2 separate regions of the Homo sapiens genome follow, and region 2 is linked to region 1. A link is a contact called in ENCODE Hi-C data. All regions are on one chromosome and are shown on one strand. Each heading gives the region's core, a stretch centred on a gene start or an enhancer-like site at or near the end of the contact. The rest is flanking DNA. Distances are from core to core; before and after follow the strand shown. Region 1 holds the start of FAM98B (family with sequence similarity 98 member B). Region 2 holds the start of SQOR (sulfide quinone oxidoreductase).

Evidence for each region. A loop is a pair of places that touch in the nucleus more often than their neighbours do. Pooled maps may share reads with other maps.
Region 2: a loop to region 1 is called in a pooled map, with 4 times the contacts of the local background. The contact joins the promoter of SQOR here to the promoter of FAM98B in region 1. A Hi-C loop is called at or near these places in 2 of 50 pooled maps.

Annotation. Positions count from the first base shown.
Region 1 is chr15:38,451,013-38,456,075 of GRCh38, reverse strand. FAM98B (family with sequence similarity 98 member B) reads right to left here and starts at 1,949. Exons shown (of 8, transcript NM_173611.4): 1 at 1,844-1,949. The coding sequence starts at 1,914. RefSeq lists enhancers at 1,532-1,631, 1,692-1,801.
Region 2 is chr15:45,633,779-45,639,414 of GRCh38, reverse strand. SQOR (sulfide quinone oxidoreductase) reads right to left here and starts at 4,386. Exons shown (of 10, transcript NM_021199.4): 1 at 4,307-4,386. RefSeq lists enhancers at 1,616-1,675, 1,706-1,785, 3,615-3,664, 3,695-3,784, 4,247-5,242 and a silencer at 4,265-4,434.

The DNA.
Region 1 (5,063 bases), core at 700-3,199:
TTGCTGATATCCTCAATACCTTACAACAGAAAATGCATTATTCACTATCTACATGGATATTTGAAAACACAGTGTTCCATTACAACACATATTGTAAATAACTACTTTTTTCACATCGTATTATCATAGGAGAATTCAAACTTCAAAATGTTGCCCTCATAGTTATTCCAGGAAAAACTAATTTTGGAGTGTGTAAACTGTTTTACTTTCCATGTTGAATAATCTGACTAATTTTCCTTGATAAAAATCAAGATTATAGCAATGAATTTTCTAAAACACTTATAATATGAACAATAAGTTCAAGAAATGAAGAAAGAAGAAAAGCACTGCCTTTTCCTTTTTCATAAACCATTTATGAGTTCCCAATATTCTTACCTGAAGTACTTGGGAGCTCAAACTGTTTGGAGCCTAAATAATTCTACTAAGTATTTTCAGTTCTTGTTTTGGTTCCTTCTTAACCAAGTTAAGTGAGAACTTCCAAGGGACTTCACAGAAGTAAAAATGCCCCCTAAATAATCAATGGCACTGTTCTTTCGTTTGACAAATATGTATTCACGATCTACTAAGTGCAAGACTCCGTAACCCTGGGTCACTGCAAAGTAGGTATTATCAGGGTTCAACTAAAGAAACAATTGATAGAGGGGCAAATGCAGTTTTAGAGAAGATAAAGTGGGGTGTGGGATTGGTTCAAGCTTCATAATAACGCTGCAAAGGCACAGCTTCCCCTATCAAGAAACAGCAGCACGTAGCAGGGCAAACAAATGTGCAGATGGCTCCAAGCTCTTTATTTAATGTGCACTGTATGACTCAACTATCTGGTCCTATGCTTACTGCTGTGGACTCTTCTCTAAGCTTTTCTTCATTCATTTACTCATTCATTCAACCACTATTTACTGTAAAAGACTCCGTTCTAGTGTGTTGCTGGGAAAACATCGGTGAATAAAATATGCAAAGCATCAGTTTTCCAGGAGCTGACTTGGGGAGGAGGAGGAATAAAACGAGGGAGAAGCAGAGTTCAAGAGACAAATGAATGGGCAGGACATGATAATTTGGGATGGGGACAAGAGCTGTGTGGAAAAAAACAGGATGAGGTTGAGGGGGAGATTACGAACCACCACACTTGTTAAGTATTAACATTACTCCCACCTCCACCCTGAGTTCTCACAGCACTTACCATTCTGCACTGTAAATACCAGCCGGCAGCAGACTTGCAGCCTGCGCGACTATGTAAGCCAAGAGTAATCTGAAAAACTATCCTTTTCCCTTGCCTAGGGGAAATTTACAAACGTAAATATGTGTAAATTAATATACAAGCTAATATACACGTTGACGAACGGACGAAATGGTTGAAAGAACGAACTCGCAATGAACTACAACACTTTCTCCGGTCAAAGTAAAAGCCATTCGCTCCAGAGCCCCAAGTAAGCCACAAGTTGTACATTGTAGGAGACAACAGTCCTCAACAGCAGCTCAGGTTCCAGCACCTCCCTCCGGGCGCCAGAACTACGTCAACACAAATATCACCTGCGGGCGCGAGCTAGCCCAGAAAACCGGTGCTAGAAGGGCCGCTCCGCGCCACCCGGCGGATTCCTGCAACAGAGTTTCGAGGCAAGAAGTTTCGAAGAGGGGGCCACGAACCCCAGCTCTCCGGCCCTGCTCCACCCCCCAAATAGATTTCTCTCCCGCCTCCCGCTTAACTCCGTCGGCGCCGGAGGGATCGAGGCAGGGAAGGAGGCCTACACATGGCCGCCCAGGCCCACAGAGGCCCAAGGGAAGTAGGCTAAGCAGCCAGGCCAAGGAGAGGTTGCGTTTTCAGGGAAAAGGCGTCTCCAAAAGCACTCACCCCAGCGCCTCCAGTGTGTCCAGCACGTCTCCCTCCATCGTCGGTTGGGGACCCGGCTCCGGCCCTCTCATGGTCCTTTGGCCCAGAGCTGTTCGGCGCTCTAAGTAGCCCGCCGGAAACTAGCGTCACCGCGCCAAGGTTCCGGTCCGGGTCTGGCCGGTAACTGCCTGAGAGCACAGCTGAAGAAGGGCGCAAAGGTTCCCAGCCCCGAGGCAATAAACACTTCATAGTGCCTAAAACCGCTGCGTGTAACGATAATAATTTTTTAAAAGAATAGTAGAAATAATAAATAATAGTAATAAAGAGTTCTCTGTGTTGGGACTTTTCTGTGTGTTCAAATAAATTTTAGCAAATATCGTGGTATCGGGTTGATCTCAACCTATCCGATTCCAGACCTTTTTAATAACAGAAATCTGAAATAAAATTATAATTATCTTCAGCTAAAATTAGTAACTAATATCACATGCCTACACATATAATTTTTAAATCAATATACACGACGATGCTTCAACTTGAAGGAAAAAATGAAGTAATTTATAACAAGGTAATATTTTTCTCCTTATGAAATGCGGAAGACCAATGAAGTGATCAGATGCTTGCATCTATCTATGTAGAATCCCCTCAACTGCATATTCAGATGATGTGCTTCATTGCTGACAAAGCATTAGTTGTATAAGCAACAAACATACCGCCAGCAAAGTAAGGTAGTTGATGTGGTTTTCCAAAATTGTGGCGAATTCTCTGTAAAGTTCCAAACAAACAAAACATAATATACCCTCTGTGTACTATCCATGAAGAATTCAATCTCTTATCTAAAGGATTTAAAAAATGTATTTTAGGGTTCATATGTAAAAGGTACTAAGAGTATAAGGTTAGATCATTATTAGCAGGCATGTCACCTACATGAATACTCTAGCAGAACTGTTGGAAATCCTGCATGAAGTATAACTATTGATCCCTTGTATGGACCTGTCCCTTCCATTGCAGACTACATAGCATTCGTAGCCCCAGTCCAATAAAGACCAGTAATGCTCTCGCCTTCCTAATTATGGTTACAAACAAAAAGCATACCCATAAATGTGTAAAACACTCAAAGGTAAGCTGTAGTAGTCCACTCTCATATTGCTATAAAGATATACCTGAGACTGGGTAATTTATAAAGAAAAGGGGTTTAATTGGCTCATGGTTCCACAGGCTGTACACGAAGCATGATGCTGGCATCTGCTCCACTCCTGGGGAGGCCTCAGGAAATGGACAGTTGTGGCAGAAGGGGAAGGGGGAGTGCAGCTATCACGTGGCCGGAGTAAGAGGAAGAGAGAGGGTGCAGGGAGGCAGGGAGGTGCCACACACTTTTTTTTTTTTTTTCAGTCTCGCACTGTCGCCCAGGCTAGAGTGCAGTGGCATGATCTCAGCTCACTGCAAACTCCGCCTCCCGGGTTCACGCGATTCTCCTGCCTCAGCCTCCCGAGTAGCTGGGATTACAGGCGCCCACCACCACACCCGGCTAATTTTTGTATTTTTAGTAGAGACGGGGTTTCACCAGGTTGGTCAGGCTGGTCTCGAACTCCTGACCTCGTGATCTGCCACACACTTTTAAAAAACCAGATCTCATGATAAACTCACTCACTATACAGTGCCAAGGCAGGAATGGTGTCAAACCATTCAAGAGAACTCTGCCCTCATGATCCAATCACCTCCCACCAGGTCCCTCCTCCAACATTGGGGATTATAATTTAACATGAGATTTGGGCACAGACACAGATCCTAACCATATCATAAACTCAACCATACATTTGTATAATGACTATTATTACTGTATATTTTAGTGTTGTACAAGGCTTAAGCGTAAAATTACTTGCAGTTTAATGTATCTGAATTCATCTCCAAATAAGGGAGAGGAGAATGTATATTAGTGGTTACTGCCTCTTGTCAGAGTTGGGGTGTCATAGAAGGTACTAGTCTTAGTACTCTTGGCAAAAAGTCTCTGTAAAAATCAAATAGAAATGAGGTAACTGTTCTTTATTATTATTGATCTTAAGTGTTCTGCTGCTGGTTTTCCTAAAAAATCTAAATAAATGAATAACAAAAGTTATGCACAGAAAAAGAACTAAAAACAAACAAAAAAGCATGACTGGCCTAGCATGGTGGCTCGCATCTGTAATCCCAGCACTTTGGGAGGCTGAGGTGGGAGGATCACTTGAGTCCAGGAGTTTGAGACCAGCCTGGGCAGCAAAGTGAGACCATATCTCTACAACAAATTTAAAAATTAGTCAGGTATGGTGGTATGCACTTGTAGTCCTAGCTATTGAGGAAGCTAGGGCAGGACGATCAGGATTGCTTGAGCCCAGGAGGCCGAGGCTGCAGTGAGCTGTAATCAAGCCACTGCACTCCAGCCTGGGCAACAGAGTGAGACCCTATCTCAAAAGAAAAAAAAAAGCATGACAGATATTTGAAAAAACTGAAAAGGTCTAACATAGTAAATGGAATAATTGGACTCCAACAAGACCCTTGAAAAAATGAGACAGAAGCAAGAAGAGACTCTGCTAAAAATTTCCTGACAAAACACTGATCCAAGAGCACTGTTAATGTCAACCAGGACGTATACAAAGAAATTCACAATTTAGGAAAATTTTTGTAAAAATGCTGAAAACAAAAGATAGAAGGAAAAGCTTAAAAGCAGCTGGAGAAAAAAATCAAACTTTAACAATAATATAAGCTGACTTCTCAAAAGAAACAATGGAAGCAAGAAAATCATGAAACAACATCTTTCATATGCTTTAAATAATGACAAATCCAGAATTTTACACAGTGGAAATATCCTTAAGAAATGAAGGCAAAATAAAGATGTTTTCAGATAAACAAAACTCATGTAAATTGTTTCCAGCAGACCCATGTCAAAAGAAATATTAAAGAGGGTTCTTCGGGTTAAAAAAATGATGCCAGATGAAAAAAAAATGATGCCAGATGAAATCCCAATGGTGCAAAAAATAATGAAGAGTATCACTGGAAATGGTAAATATGTAAGTGAAACTAGATATATATTGACTATTCAAAACAGTAATAGTAATGACTTCTGAAATGTAAAATATAGAGAGAATTCAGGGGGTGAGGTGCTGACAAAGAGTTTAAAAACAATAATGTTCTTCCATTATCCAGGCAGTGGTAAAATAATGAATTTATGGTAGCAAATCAAGATTGCATATTGCCATCATTTAGGTAA
Region 2 (5,636 bases), core at 3,137-5,636, 7.2 Mb before region 1:
CAGAAGGGAGTCACCCCATGGTATTTAAGGATGATCATAACATCATCACCCATCACCCACCATACATTTACAAAGTACTTACTATGTACATGGCACAACAGCTAACCTAGGTCACTTGCTGAAGAGGCCAAGTTTTTCTTTTCCTAACAGTCAAAATCATGAAGCTGAATATGGCTTTAACAACTTCAGGCAAGATCCTAGGGACCACACAGGGTGTCTGTAGAAGGAAAGTACATGGGAGACTCTTCTGCATAGGTTGGGTAAGAGATCCTAAGAGCAAGTGATGGACATGTCGGGATCATGACTTAAAAGAGATGGTGCCTAGTTGTAGCCATTTTTTTTAAACCTATTGTCCATTTGGTAGAACCAGTTGTATTAATTTTCTAGGGCTGCCATAACAAAACACTATAGACTAGATGAAGTCTAGAGAACAGAAATTTATTTTCTCAAAGTTCTGGAGATTGAAAGTCCAAGACCTCAGTGCTGATGAGACTGGTTTCTCCTGGGATCTCTCTCCCTGGTTTGCAGATGGCCACCTTCTCAGTGTGCCTTTGCGTGGCCTTTTCTCTGTGCACATGTGCTCCTGACGAGTCATCTTCTTATAAGGATACTATTCATATTGGATTAGGGCTCCACCTTAATGACCTAACTTAATTTTCCTTTTTTTTTTTTCTTTCTTTCTTTTTTTGAGACAGAGTCTTGCTCTGTTGCGCAGGCTAGAATGCAGTGGCATGATAATCTTGGCTCAATGCAACTTCCTCCTCTCCGGTTCAAGCAAGTCTCATGCCTCAGCCCCCTGAGTAGTTGGAATTACAGGTGCACACTACCCCACCCAGCTAATATTTTGAATTTTTAGTAGAGACGGGGTTCCTCTATGTTGGCCAGGCTGGCCTCAAACTCCCAGCCTCAAGCGATCTGCTTACCTCGGCCTCCCAAAGTGCTGGGATTACAGGCGTGAGCCACCGTGCCTGGCTAATTATTCTTTTATTGAGACAAGGTCTTGCTATGTTGCTCAGGCTAGCCTCGAACTTCTGAGCTCAAGCAGTTCTCCCACCTCAGCCTCCCAAGTAGCTGGGGCTACAGGTGCTCACCACCACTTCTAACTAAGGCACTATCTCCTAATACAGTCACATTCTAAGATCCTGGGGGCTAGGGTTTCAATATATGAATTTGGTGAGTCCATAACACCAGTATTTGCCCTTCCCAAAGTTACAGACATAGATAGTCCCAGTGTGTTCTAAATTTCCGAGGGTTTTTTTGTTCTGTTTTGTTTTTTTCCACAAAGTTCTCTACCTCCTGTCCCAATTTAGCACTTTCTCAATGTAAATCACAGGGATGGTTGGCTAGATCTACTTTTCTTTATTATTATTACCACCTACATCTGGGGATTACAAAGATTTTTAAGGCTGGGATTAAGAAGCAACTAGTTGGCTTCCAGCCAGGTCTGGGCAGCTTTCCATAAGCTATCCAAACTGCTCCTATTTACCAAGTCTTCAGAGTCAAAGAGGAGTTATATAGTAGATAGTGGAGCAGGGAAACGTGAAAGGAGAAGAAAAAAGTACATCTATGCCCAGAAATGCCTTGTCATGGGTCCGTCTCCATTCTTTATAAGACATTTCCTGTGTTACAACACATCGGATTAACAAAGCTAGACACAGGCAACATGGAGGAGAAACTGTTCTGCAAAGGAATCCGGTTTCCTTTCAACATTCAGTTTCATTTTCACTGGCAGAACACCAGCCACACAGACACGCACACACAGACCCTGGGCCCTGACTGACATTTCAAACACCCCCGTTCCAAATGTGTTTATATATTTTTCCAGCCAGAAAAAAAGCCCCAAATTTAAACAAAGTCATTTCCCAAACCACCAGCTGTCTCCTTAATGAATTTTGTTTTTTGGACTTAGTCACAAGCAACCCTTTCTGACCCACTTATTCATTCAATAAATAATGAGTACCTCCCCAGGCTTGGGGATATAAGGCCATAAGCTTGGGAGGGATACAAATAAGTTCTGATAAATGGTATCTACTTCAGCCCTCTACACTAAGTGCAGTGCTGGGTGCCTTAAATACTTGGGAAGGTGTTATTATCTCCACTGTACAATGAAGAAGCTGAGGCGAAAAGAAATTCAAAAGCCAAAGTTAAGCTGGGTGTGGTGGTTGCTTTGGGAAGCAGACAAGGGCAGATCACTTGAGGTCAGCAGTTCAAGACCAGCCTAGCCAATATGGTGAAACCCTGTCTCTACCAAAAAATACAAAAATTAGCCAGGTGTGGTGGTGGGTGGCTGGTGTAATCCCAGCTACTAGGGATGCTGAGGCAGGCGAATCACTCGAACCTGCGAGGAGGTTGCAGTGAGCAGAGATCACCTCACTGTACTCCAGCTTAGGCGACACAGCAAGACCATGTCTCAAAAAAAAAAAAAAGCCAAGGTTACAATGGGCCTTGGAAATGTCAATGGAAGTGTCAAGCCCAGAAGCCAAGTCATTGGGTCAGTGCCCTTTCTACTATCAGAGGATCTTAACCTGGACCCAAAAACTTAGATGGAAAAGTATTTTACATCTTTATTTTTACGGATATTTAATATTTACATCTTTTATTTCTCTAGTATCTAACTGAAATTTAACATTTACTTCAATTATGTATGTAGCCAACAAACCACAGCAGTATTGGCAATACTAAGACTTTGTCACCAATAGAAATCACAGATATTGGCCGTGCGCAGTGGCTCATGCCTGTAATCCCAGAACTTTGGGAGTCCAAGGTGGGCGTATCACAAGGTCAAGAGATCGAGACCATCCTGGACAATATGGTGAAATCCTGTCTCTACTAAAAATACAAAAATTAGCTGGGTGTGGTGGCACACACCTGTAGTCCCATCTACTCGGGAGGCTGAGGCAGGAGAATCACTTGAACCCAGCAGGCGGAGGTTGCATTGAACCGAGATCGCGCCACTGCACTCCAGCCTGGTGACAGAGTGAGACTCCGTCTCAAAAAAAAAAAAAAAAGAAGAAAGAAATTACAGATATTTTCTTATATTACAAGTATTACCTATATCTTGAAATAATTGTTTATGTTCTTTACTACTTCAAAATTATGGTAACTATTTAATCCACTGCTAGATCTTGTTATTTAATAACCTTGTTATTAAATAACGCATTCGTTTTTTAAAGACATATATATTACCATATCATAAATTCTTTTAATGTTTTGACATGTGTTTTGCAATTGGTTTCCTTTATAATACTCTTCCTTTTGTTTTATACCTTTAAAAAAGCATTGTTCTGGTCCAGCGCGGTGGCTCACTCGTGTAATCCCAGCACTTTGGAAGGCCGAAGTGTGCGGATCATTTGAGGCCAGGAGTTCGAGACCAGCTGGGCAACATGGTGAAACCCGCCTCTACTACAAATACTAAAATTAGCCAGGTGTGCTGCGCCTGTAATCCCAGTTACTCGGCAGGCTGAGGCAGGAGAATCGCTTGAACCCGGGAGGTGGAGGTGGCAGTGAGCCGAGATCGCGCCACTGCACTCCAGCTTGGGCGACAGAGCAAGACTCTGTCTCAAAAAAAAGTATTGTTCTGAGAGTCTTTAGCCTTCCCAGAAATGCCAAAGGGGTGCACAGCACAAAAATGGAACAGAGCCCTGCATTATAGCAATGGGCAGCGCAGGCAAAGCCAGGGGCTCTGTTCAGCGTCTTTGAGCAAAAAGCCAGGTTGGAATTTTGATAAATAAAAGAGACAGATGAAGAGGAAAGGAAATGAGCCCAGATTCCACCAGAAGACCCCTTCTCCCTTTCCACCAATTCCTGTTCAGCAGGTGCCCTAAATCCTCTCCCCTTCAGGTTTCAGCTGCAGCCGACCCCTCGAGCGCCCCCTCTGTCCCACGCGCAGTGTCGGTGGATGACTGTGTCAATCCCTGGCCCCCGGACGCCGAGCACCCACTCCCGCTCCAGGACGGTGCCGAGTGACAGTCAACAGGTGGAAGGCGCCAGAAACGTCCACACACCAAGACCACGGATACTTCGGTTTTTAAGCACCCCTCGCGGGTTGGCCTCTCCGCGGCCCTGAGGCTCTGACACTCTGAGAAGGAAGCAAGAGTCCCAAGACCCGGGTTCCAGACAAGGGCAGCAAGAGCTGCAGGTGTCCGGAGTTGAGGAAGCAAAGTTTGGGGCGCGGCGCACCGGGTCTGCGGAGTCCCAGCTGCGGAAACCGAGTTAAGCTAACAAACAGCCTCAGTGGTGGTCGCTGTCCCCGCCCAGTCTCCCTCCGCTGGCCCAGGGCCAAAGATCGGCCGCGGATGCCTCTTACCCGGGCGTGAGCGGAGCCTTCGGTCACTGCGTTGGCGCAGCAAAAACCTTCGCTCCCTTCTGGGTCTCAAGGCCTGGACTGGGGCCCCGCCCGCCTGCCATCCGGGCGGAGGCTGGAGGCGGGGAAAGCGAGGCTCCCCCCAGGAAAGGTCCCGAAAAGTCCCGCCGTGCCCCGCCCGGCGCCGCAGCCCAGGCACCATGGTCAGTGAACACACCAGGGCGTTGAGCGCTCACGGGGCACAGAACCAGGAACAAGCGTCCATCCGGCCTGGGGTGCTGCCGGCTGGACAGACTCGCCCCTTGCGCGCCCTGAAGGGCGGCCCCGCAGGCTGGGGCGCACAGGCGGAGGACACCGAGGCCACCTGACGCTTCCGCCCCTGGGTGCCAACAGCGTTTTGTAATCAGGGCAGGCAAAAGCGGAGGCGGGGCGCTGTGCAGAGAGGCTCTGGCTGTTCCCACTGGGTCCTCCTATGTGCCCTGGGCTTCTCACCGGGTTCACACAGCTGCCCAGAAACACAGGTATTCCCGCGCTCATTTCACAGAGAAGGTGACCGAGGTTCAGCTTTGGTGTGCGCTGGAGCCCTTCCTTCAAAACGCGCAGGCAGGGGTAAGCTGGCTTCCAGCCACTGGCCTCCACAGTGTCCCATCCCATATTCATGACTGGACATTTTCAGTTGGCGGCTCTTTCCAGGTTGATGTAAAGTCTCAGTGAGTGGTTCTCCACCATATCAGATTCAGTAACCCTTTTTACAATAAATACAGGGTGTCCCAAAAGTCTCATAACCTGAGAAGTGCAAGTGCTAGAAGCTTTCAAAAAAACAAACAAAAATAAACCCTTGAAAGTTTGAGTTTCTTTTACACTTATTTGGTTTTATGAATTTTGAATATATATATATATATATATATATATAGTTGTTGTTGTTGTTTTTTGAAACAGAGTCTCACTGTGTTGCCCAGGCTGGAGCGCAGTGAGTAGAGCAATCTCGGCTCACTGCAACATCTGCCTCATGGGTTCAACCAATTCTGGTGTCTCAGCCTCCTGAGTAGCTGGGACTACAGGTGTGTGCCACCATGCCCGGCTAATTTTTGTATGTTTCAGTAGAGATGAGGTTTCACCATGTTGGCCAAGCTGGTCTCAAACTCCTGGCCTCAAGCGATCTGCCCTCCTGGGCCTCCCAAAGTGCTGGGATTACAGGCGTGAGCCACCATGCCCAGCCTTGAATATTATTTTTTTAAATGTTTTCAACTGATACTTTCTATCTTTAATCAAAGAGACTGACTGTATCTATGGCAAAATCATCATGAACAATACAATACAAACGCAGACTGTA